Regions from separate parts of the Homo sapiens genome. Here region 2 is linked to region 1. Evidence: chromatin contacts called from ENCODE Hi-C or POLR2A ChIA-PET data. All regions are on one chromosome and are shown on one strand. Each heading gives the region's core, a stretch centred on a gene start or an enhancer-like site at or near the end of the contact. The rest is flanking DNA. Distances are from core to core; before and after follow the strand shown. Region 1 holds the start of UBE2D3 (ubiquitin conjugating enzyme E2 D3). Region 2 holds the start of GAR1-DT (GAR1 divergent transcript).

The links. A loop is a pair of places that touch in the nucleus more often than their neighbours do. ChIA-PET counts read pairs that join two places held with the same protein, here RNA polymerase II (POLR2A). Pooled maps may share reads with other maps.
Region 2: a map of naive thymus-derived CD4-positive, alpha-beta T cell shows a loop between it and region 1 (14-fold over the local background). The contact joins the promoter of GAR1-DT here to the promoter of UBE2D3 in region 1. A Hi-C loop is called at or near these places in 1 of 168 maps with a recorded cell type or tissue (naive thymus-derived CD4-positive, alpha-beta T cell) and 6 of 50 pooled maps. POLR2A ChIA-PET finds 5 or more read pairs at or near these places in 1 of 52 experiments (CD4-positive, alpha-beta T cell).

The regions. Positions count from the first base shown.
Region 1 is chr4:102,825,192-102,830,256 of GRCh38, forward strand. It overlaps UBE2D3 (ubiquitin conjugating enzyme E2 D3), which reads right to left and starts at 2,360. Exons shown (of 8, transcript NM_181891.3): 1 at 2,236-2,360; 2 at 1,294-1,445. The coding sequence starts at 1,317. UBE2D3-AS1 (UBE2D3 antisense RNA 1) reads left to right here and starts at 2,864. Exons shown (of 2, transcript NR_131186.1): 1 at 2,864-2,994. RefSeq lists enhancers at 7-1,206, 605-674, 1,789-2,350, 2,290-2,679, 2,351-2,912 and 2 more and silencers at 2,040-2,089, 2,110-2,239.
Region 2 is chr4:109,812,314-109,817,378 of GRCh38, forward strand. It overlaps GAR1-DT (GAR1 divergent transcript), which reads right to left and starts at 3,069. Exons shown (of 2, transcript NR_186620.1): 1 at 2,518-3,069; 2 at 606-1,287. It overlaps GAR1 (GAR1 ribonucleoprotein), which reads left to right and starts at 3,449. Exons shown (of 7, transcript NM_018983.4): 1 at 3,449-3,491; 2 at 3,840-4,065. The coding sequence starts at 3,852. RefSeq lists enhancers at 2,825-2,924, 3,095-3,494, 3,505-3,554, 3,905-3,954, 4,125-4,194.

The DNA.
Region 1 (5,065 bases), core at 1,110-3,609:
TCTTTTTAAAAAAGTAATCTATTAAAACCAAAGTTTCTAACACTCACCGACACTCCACAATTTTTCTAGTAAGGCTGAATTTATTCCATGACATTTTTTTCAAGTTAGCTGTAAACACTCCACCCTCTTCGATTGTGCAACAACCAAACACATCACACAAATACAAGTCACAAAAAAGGGAAATACAGTTTAAGAGTTTGAATTTAGGTAAGTTTTGAGCAGAGGATCTTAGAGCAGTGCACAACGCGATATAAAAGTTAACATTTAACAAATCATATTAATTCACATTATTACGAAAGGAGATGCCGGAAAGAGCCTGAACCAGTTAAAGCAGCCGCCATCTTAAAATGCGGGATAGAAGTTAGAGCAAGAAAATGAGACTAAACCACCGGAGGTGGAGGTTCCGCTCACTCCCAGAGCTCCGAAAAATCCTAGTTTTTTTTCAACTTAAATCGATAATATACTATCAAACCACATTTCAAGTAACGAAACAAGGGTGTTATTAAATAGAATGAGGCAAAAATAGGTACATTAGCTTTCCCTTACTGCCATCGCACCCCTTATCCACCCCCACTCTCCAGCCAAAAGGAAAAGGGAGCTTCCAGAATGCCTTTTACATCAGTTCCCGGTGTCCCTCGGATAAATAGCTTCGGGTGAAAAGCTGCAACTACAAAATACAGGAAGTGGCAACACTGTGTCATTCCATCTCCTCCCAAACCCACTTATTCGGTGTAACCTGCCCAGAGTCGACTAAGAGTTTCTACTAGACTCACTGACTGACCTTCAATACGCAAGACTTCTTCTACCCGACCCTCAGTCAAGTTCGGGACTCGCCAGATTTTTTTTCTCTCCTCCGAGTTTTCTTTCTTACCCCTAGAAGGCCTAGATAACCTTGATCTCACAACTAAACTAAGTTTTCAAGCACCAAGAATAGGAAGCGCCATGACATCTGCTGGAGCGTCTCTCCGCAATTCGGACCCCCAAAAAAACTCCTTCTTAAGCAGCAAAAAAATAAAATAATAAAGGCGCCTTAAGTCACTCTCCTCCACCCCTAATTTGCACCGATTCCACTGAAGCACTCAGGATAACACCTCACTTGCCACAAGTGTTCTCCGTTTCCTAGCTTTAAACTTCATTTCTTCAAGAAGTATATCTGCGTTCTCCATCCCCCCATGGAAGAAGTGATCCAAGAGGTATTTTCAGAATTATGCTTCCTTCCCACCCCCACGCTTTCCTCTTGGCCCGAGCCTTCCTTTTCTCCTACCACCCCATGCCCTTGTCCCCGCGGGTTACCTTATTAATCCGTTTCAGCGCCATAGTGTGTGCTTGTCGTCTGGCTCCTCACTCTCTCGGTGTATGCTCAAAGGTCCGGCCAAAACTCTTGATTATCCCGGCGGCGGGGCAGGATTGTCTCGTCTCACACCAGCTCTGCCAGACACAGGCGCCTTTTGCAAAAACGGAGCAGATCAGCACTCGCACAGGCCCCGAAGAGCCCCTGATGAATCCAGGTCCCTTAAGACAGCCGCGATCCGGGGTGGGTGGGGTGGCGTGGCAAAGCCACCAACAGCCTCTGTACCGTGCTTTCGGCCCGAAGTGGGGGCGAGGGTGACGGGAAGAGCGGAGGTGGTGGCTACAAGTTTAACTTCCCGGCCTCTAGAAAGGAAGAGACCCGGGTGGGAGAGGAAGAGGCGTAGGAGAAAGGGGTGGGTGCGGGGCAGGGTCCGGAGCCCAGCAGAGGAGGAGCCGGGGCCTAGTCGGCGCTATACCGGCGTCACTAGGGCAAAGAAAGGCAAGGGGGGAGGGGGAAGCATAAGACTCCGGACGGACGCCGGGCTGCTTTCGGTTTCTGTCCAAAGGTGCGGCCGGGAAAAGGAAGGAAATAAAGGAAGGGAGACTTGATGTGTATTGCTATCCTCGCAGCGAGCTATTCTGTGTCACCCCTGACGCCACCGTACACTCACTCCGCCTTCCAGCGCGCTCCCGCGCGCGCCCGCCCAGCCACCTCCACCACGCGCCCGCGCTGTCCCTGAGGCTCCGGCTTAGGCGCGAGGACGCGCCCATTCCCCCTCCTCCTCCAGCAGGAGAGGCCGCGGCTTCCCCAACCTTCCCACCCTAACCCACCGCACCCAATAGGCTGGCCGCTCAAGCCGCCCAGGTCCCGCACTGCCCCTCTTACCCGGCCGGCCACTGGGCCGGCCTCCCTTCCCTGCCCTAGCCGTCCACACCCACGCGTACAGAGGGGCCGGGGCCTCCCTCAAGCTGCGGCCTCGGCCTCCTCCCCGCGCGGCAGCTGGTGCCTCCCCGGCCCTACGGGGCTCACGCGCACGACACAGCCACAAGATGTCCGCTCTGACGGAACTACTGCCAGCTGCCACGCTCCGCCCCTCCCCCTCCTCCTGCCTCTTCACCGCCGCGGATCAGTCCGCCAACGCCGCCGTCCCGAGCACAAGACCGATGTGAGGCCGAAGCCAGACGGCTTGCTTCCCACGTCCGGGGCCGAGTGAATACGTGTCAAGCCCTTTTCCTTCTTCTCGGAACAGCACCTTCTTACTAAACAGATCGGAGATTGGACCAGGAGGGCGGGGGAGGGAGGAGGATCATGAGCTGGGGGGAGGGTGAACGAGTGGCGGAAACCCTTAGGCTCAGAGAAGCATCGAGAACCGGAAGGAGACCATGGGAGGAAGGTAAAGGAAGCAGCCGCTGCGCGATCCAGCCCCACGCCCCTCCCCACAGCGTCCCCCAGTTTCCTCACTTGGTATCGAGGAGACGACTCTCGCGAGAACTTCGTGGCTGGCTAACCGAAGCGGTAGCTCTGCAATGACTTAAGAGCAGTTTTGTGCGCTTTTCCTGACGGGGTTCCGCCTCCAAAATGCATAAGTTCTCGCGAGACGCAGTAAGGCACCGGCTCGAACTGGGGCGGGCCACTGCCAGGAAAGCAACGCCCCTGAATGCTTATGCCGGTGGTTGGTAGAGGAAATGGAATTCCCCAGACTGGTAAGAGCGCGCGCAGACACAGCCTTGTCTCACGCGCCCAATCAGGAGCGTGTGGTGGGAGGTGCCAAGGATTAATTACCAGATACCTTTAGTCTAGCTCGGGCCGGGATTTTGAGGTTTCCGGTGGAGCAGGTGAGCAGTATTTACTCGCCTGCCCTCCTGGGCTGGTTATGCTGTGGGAGGAGGCGCCCCTCGAGATGGGAATAGTAGTTTTAAATAGACCCAGGTTGGCCGCTCATCAGCGCTCCCACGTGCTGAAGTCTAGTGCACGTCTGACCCTAAGGGAGCAATACTGAGAACAGCAGGGAGCAGGCTGAGTCAAGCTCAATTGAGTGGATGGGGCTAGGACAGAGAGAGTTAGGGGCAGGGTTTTCACTGGTCTCCGTAATCAGTCGCTGCCGTCCGCCAAGGTGTAGATGTGGGAACAAGCTTAAATTCTCAAACTTTAGCTTCTGTTGCTGTGTTTCAGTTCTTGAGCCAGAAAGTGTTGAGACTAATTAGTTAATTAGGTAGAGTTTAGAGTCAGAAAAACAATACAATACTTCCTGAAATATCCAAGTTGGGAGGTGGGATTTACCTCAGTAGGATTGGCCTGTTTTAGTCAAGGGTTTAAAGTATGGAGACGGCAGTTATGCTCTCTAGTGTATCCTTCAGGCAAAAGAAAGACCTTAATTTTTATGAGGAATTTAAAAGTGGGTAAGCACTGACCAGCTTAAGGTTTTTTAACATTCCTTAATGACCCCAGTTACCGAAGTGGAGATCTTCAATTACTTGGAAAAATAAACTTGTTTTAAAAATACACTTAATTTGAAAACTGTTGCAGAAAGTTTTACCTAATAAAAACTTAACACGTCAACAATGATGAATATAAGTAGTCTAATGTATACTGTTCAAGTGACCATGTAGTGTCACTAGTGAAGCAGTGCTTCTCAAACTAGTGTCCATAGGAACCACCTGGGGTTTTGTTGAAAATGCGACTTTGATTTGGTAGGGCAGTGGTGGAGCCTGAGAGCCTACATTTCTAACTAGCTCCCAGGTGATACAGATTTTTCTCGTCTGAACCACCCCGTGAGTAGCAAAGCACTGAAGTGCTTACCTCATGGCCTAACTGCTCATGAGGCTCACCTCAGTAACACCTCTGGCCCCTCCCTCCTCCCTGAATAATCTGTGTTCTCTCTCATAGCTAGCCAGATATACTAAAAGCACAGGACTAGGCATGAAGATGGAGGGAGGAACCCAGATTAGTTATTGCTTCCCATTTGCTTGATATTGGCCTGGTTAGTTATCTTCTAACCCCGTTTCTTCACCGCTAAAGTAAGTAATAATGACTGTCCTTTCTCACAGGGTGATTGTGTGGTTAAAGTGTCATAATATATGTGAAAGGACACTGGAGACTCTACAGTGCTGTATAAATGTCAGTTATTAAAGTAACCAGTCAGACATTAACTGGCCATAGTGTGAAACAAATGTATAGTAGTAATAGTGGCCACGCCTGTAATCCCAGCACTTTGGGAGGCTGAGACGGGTGGATCATATGAGATCAGGAGTTCGAGACCAGCCTGGCCAAAACAGTGAAACCCCATCTCTACTAAAAATACAAAAAATTAGCTGGGCGTAGTGGCGGGCGCCTGTAATCCCAGCTGCTTGGGAGGCTGAGGCCGGAGAATCGCTTGAGCCTGGAAGGCGGAGGTTGCGGTGGGCCAAGATCACTGCGACAGAGTGAGACCCTGTCTCAAAAAAAAACAAGAACAAAAAACAAAACTAATATATATGGAGTTCTAGATTATCCATGCTTATAAAGGCAAGTGATTGTGTAATCACAAACTCATTATTGTTAGGCAGTGAAGTAAATTCATTGGTTGATTGGGCTTTCTGTTTACAAGTTTGTATTTGCATAAGTGGACTTACATTTCTGCTTATATTTTGCCATGGTTAAAATCAAAAGAAACATAGCCTAGAAGCATTTTGATGCCTTAGGATAAAGCAGGCTAAGATTAAGTTAAATTTTAAAACATTATTCATGTACCTGTTGTTACAGAGAGCCCACTTTACAGTTGCAAATAAAGTTAAA
Region 2 (5,065 bases), core at 1,819-4,318, 7.0 Mb after region 1:
CTTATCAAACATAATGCAATTCACTTCTAAAAATTTTTTTTTTTAAACTATGTGAAAACCTGGACAAGGCCCATATAAATCTCCTTCCACATGCGTAAATCTTATGGCTTAGCAGATCATTTTGGGGGAATCCAGCTGGCATGTCATGTCAGTACTCAAGCACCCTGTAAAGAGGTCTGTATGGCAAGGAACTGGGGCTGGCAGTAGGCAGCATCAGCTTGCTAGGCATGTCAGTGAGCTCCCTCAGAAAAGGATCCTCCAGCCCTAGTCAAGTCTTCAGTGGACTGCAGCCCCAGGTGATACCTTGACTGCAACCTTATGAGAGACCCTGGGTCAAAATCATCCAGCTAAGCTGCTCCTTAATTTCTGACCTACAGAAATTACACAAAATAATGTTTATTGACACTACGGATTGGAGTGAGAGAAGGTAATACAGATTCTGCTCCTTAACAGGACGCTTGACCTAGAAAGTGAATCACAGAAATACATTCAAGAAAACAGTAGCCCAGATTTTACCAAATTCTTTGAAGATAAAGAATGGCTGTGGAAACCAGCATTTTTGTTTTTTTTTGCATTGCTGTAAAGAAATGCCCAAGGCTAGGTAATTTATAAAGAAAGAGGTTTAATTGGCTTATGGTTCTGGAGGCTTTACAGGAAGCATGGTGCTGGCATCAGTTTCTGGTGAGGTCTCTAGAAGCTTACAATCATGGCGGAAGGTGATGGGGAGCCAGCATGTCACATGGCAAGAGTGGGAGCAAGAGAGAAATAGAAGAGGTCACAGACTCTTAAAACAACCACATCTCAAGTGAACTGAGTGAAAACTCACTTATCACCAAGGGGATGGTGCTAAGCCATTCATGAGAATTCTGCCCCCATGATCCAATCACCTCCCACGAGGTCCCATCTACGACACTGGGAATCAAATTTCAGCATGAGATTTGGAGGGAACAAACATCCAAACCATATCACCTACTTAACAGACATTTTCATCACATGAACTAGTTGAACAAGGATCTTCAGGCCCTGGAGAAAATCGTTTTACTTCGAGTGACAAGATTTTTGGGTTTAAATAAATATTGAATCTTTGGAAAAGTTATATTGCAAAAAGGGATCTTGAAATGTTTCCACTGCTGCTTGGACTTTAGAATAAGGAAGTCTCAAGTCTTACCGAAAACCACCGTGGGGAATTGCAGAACAAAACCGAACAATATTTTCCTTCCCCTGGAACACAACTGTATAACTACGTGAGGAACCCTTTCCTTGAATCTTCTCAGCCTGAGCACCTGGCTTTGAGAAAAGAGGAAGAACTTTGTGAATGTATGACTGTAGATATAAGATGAAATGTACTTATTTGTGTTTCTCCTTCTTTTTTTTTTTTTTTTTTTTTTTGAGACGGAGTCTTGCTCTGTTGCCCAGGCTGGAATGCAGTGGCGCAATCTTGGCTCACTGCAATCTCCGCCTCCCGGGTTCAAGCGATTCTCCTGCCTCAGCCTCCCAAATAGCTAGGATTACAGGCGCCCGCCACCACGCCCGGCTAAGTTTTGTATTTTTAGTAGAGACAGGGTTTCACCATGTTGGCCAGGCTGGTCTTGAACTCCTGACCACAGGTGATCTGCCTGCCTCAGCCTCCCAAAATGCTGGGATTACAGGCGTCAGCCACAGCACCTGGCCTGATCTGTGCTTCTACAAGTTTTGGATTTCTGAGAAAGAAGAGCAGCTTGACATTTTTAAGAAAGTAATAAACATTTTGACATACTTTAAAACTTCTTGTTCAAGCAAGCTTTTTCTCACTAAGTTTTAAGAGTAAAGACAAAAATCATCTCATTTCAGTTGAAAATGCAATCTGTGTGTGACAATCTCAAGTTCAATTCAGAATTGAGCAAATACACAGCAAAAGATAAGCAAAGGTTTCATACTAAATAGGTAATTTTCATTTTTTGTTTCAAAAATAATACACTTATATAGGCCCATAAAAAGACCAACATTCGTTAAAATCAAATTGCAGCATTTACTAAACTAAAAGAAAAAGAACAAGTAAAGTTTCCTCTCTCACTTATTTTGTTTTTTGTTTGTTTTGAGACCAAGCCTTGCTCTGTCGTCCAGGCTGGAGTGCAGTGGCGTGATCTCGGCTCACGGCAACCTCCGCCTCCCGGGTTCAAGCGATTCTCCTGCCTCAGCCTCCCGAGTAGCTGCGATTACAGGCGTGTGCCACCATGCCCGGCTGATTTTTGTATTTTTAGTAGAGAAGGGGTTTCACCGTATTGGCCAGGCTGGTCTCGAACTCCTGATCTCAAGTGATCCATCTGCCTTGGCCTCCCAAAGTGCTGGGATTACAGGCGTGAGCCACCACGCCCCGCCTACAAAGGTATTTTAAAATCCCATTTACAATAACCCTCTGAATTAGATAGGTACCAAGTTCCACCCTCTTCTAAACACGAGATCAAATATCAAGGTAAGGTCTCAGAGGGTTTGGGTGTAAAAGACTCCAACCAAATTTAATAAATGGGAAGTCATTACCTTTATTTGTGAGAGAAGCTTTGGAGAATGTGGGGGAAGCTGATGTCAAATATAAAGGGCTTAAAGAGAGAAGAGGGAGAGGAGCTTTCAGCACAGTCCAGTTCACAGCCCGTCGGTGCTCAAAACATACTTGAATACCTGGTACAAAAGATAAAAATGATGGTTTGGTTTTCTATAAGACAGCATAGTTTCTTTAAAATTACACACACACATGCATTGCTTTTCTTCCTTTAATTAGTTGAGACCATAGGACAAAAGAAGAGGCATAGTTGAGCGCGTAATGGTGCGAAAATCAAAAGGTTGGGAAGAAACAAGAAACTCAGATAAACGCTTCCGTCGGCTGTGACAGGTTCTGAGGCGCCCAGATCTACTGGACATAGCGCGGCTCAGAAGCCTCAGAGACCTGTCCGCACAGTTCCTGAAGTTAGCAACAAATTAGTGAGTGCTGTTGCGGGCCATTTTGCAGCCAGAGAAGCAAATGCGCAAATGCGCCCAGCCAGTCAGCACGGACTTCAAGAACCAACTTCATTCCTTGCAAGGTGCTTTAGTTCTGGCCGTTAGGGCGGCAACCAAACAGAAACCTGCCCCGCCTCTGGGAGAGAAGGCGGATCCCTAACGCCAGCTATCTCCAAGAGCAACATTGCCGCAGCACTTCCGGGACGTCGTGCTGCAAAGGACGCCGCTGTTATACGTCACTTCCACGGCTCAGCGTCAGGCAAGTTGGCCTCTCTGTTGTAAATTAGTGGTTAAGGTTATCTATTATTGCCACTTTTCCAGCGCTAAAGGCTGTTTTGGAACCAGTGTTGCTTGTTCCGCGGGTGATTGGCTTTTTTTTTTGGCAAACCAGTTATTCAAGTTTCTGGTCTTTAAAAAACTCTGTGGCGGTACGGTAACCGAGGAGGTTCCAGCGCGGCGGAAGTACCCCGCGGGTGGGTGTGTGCGCAAGGCCAGGGCCAGAGGGGCACGTGGCGCCGGTGAGTGGCCGTAGAAGCCGGAGGATTTGAAAATGCTGGACGTGGAACCCAACTGCCGGAGGGAGGGAGGAAGGAAGGGGATGCGGTGCGAAGACCTTGCTGTCTGTAGGGGGAGGAGATACTAATCATGGGGCGGCAAGGGTGGTGTGTGGTCGGTCGGCGCTCACGAGACCATGGAGAAGTAAACTCTTCACCCATCAGGTTGGTGGTCACTGGCTGTCTGACCGTGGGTGAGGTGACAGGGCTGCTTTTGTCTCCTTTATGGTGTTCTCACCGCAGCTCCGAGGGGTTGGAGTATACTCAGAGGCTACAGTGATCAGAAGACATAGGTCGTTTTTTTTTCATCAGGGAGGAGAGAGAATGTCTTTTCGAGGCGGAGGTCGTGGAGGCTTTAATCGAGGTGGTGGAGGTGGCGGCTTCAACCGAGGTGGCAGCAGCAACCACTTCCGAGGTGGAGGCGGCGGTGGAGGCGGCGGCAATTTCAGAGGCGGCGGCAGGGGAGGATTTGGACGAGGGGGTGGCCGCGGAGGCTTTAACAAAGGCCAAGACCAAGGACCTCCAGAACGTGTAGTCTGTATGCAGTCTTCAGTATTTAGCTTATTTGAAGGAGTAGGTGTGGGTTGGGGGTTTGTGTTGTTAGGCAGCAAGTTTGGGATACACAAGCCTGTGTGGAGAATGTAGCATGTAAGGGTGGAGTGGGGAGATCAAGAAAGCTGAGGGATACTTAGAATGCATCTTGGAGGTGGAACTTGAGGGTTGACAGGAAGATATTAAATAGGTAATCGTGAGTACTTATGCCTAATTCCCCGATTTTACAGATGAGAAAACTATGATTTAGAGTTAAGTTTTTTTGCTGGGGTCATAAGGTTAGTGATAAGTGATCAATTAGTGATATAGCTGAAATACAGGCTGGGTGCGGTGGCTCACGCCTGTAATCCCAACACTTTGGGAAGCTAAGACGGGAGGATCTTTTGAAGCCGGGAGTTAGAGACCAGCCTGGATAATAAAGCAGGAGACCCTGTCTGTACAGAAAAGAAAGAAATACAAAGCCAAGTATTCTGACTCCAAAGCCCATGCTTTCTGTTACTACTCAAAAGTAGATAAGTGAGAAAACAATTTGCTTGAGAGGGAAACTGCCAGAGAGGAAATCTAGAAAAACACCTATTTAGGGTAGTTTTAGAGTAATTAACAATGAGATGGGAATGGAAGTCACAGAAAGTGAAACTTACTACATTAAAGAGGAGAGAGGGTGAGTAGTGTCTAACTAAGAATGGCTTGGATGAGTATGCAGGATGGTTTGAAAGGAGCAGTTTCTAGAATAAAAGGTCCCAGCCCACAAGCTGTTGTACCAGTCCATACATGAGACCTTGAGAGCCTGAATCAGGATGGTGACAGTGAGGAAAAAAAAGGAAGGGTTAGATAGGAGAGAGATTTCAAAGGAAACAAAATCGGTAGAACTTAGCTAATGCTGATAATAAAGGGTTCCAGGTTTTGAGCTTGGGTGATAGGAATGAAGACTTGGTTTTGCAGGAATGTGGTATTTTAGTTTGGGGTGACAGTCTAGTTAGAAATAA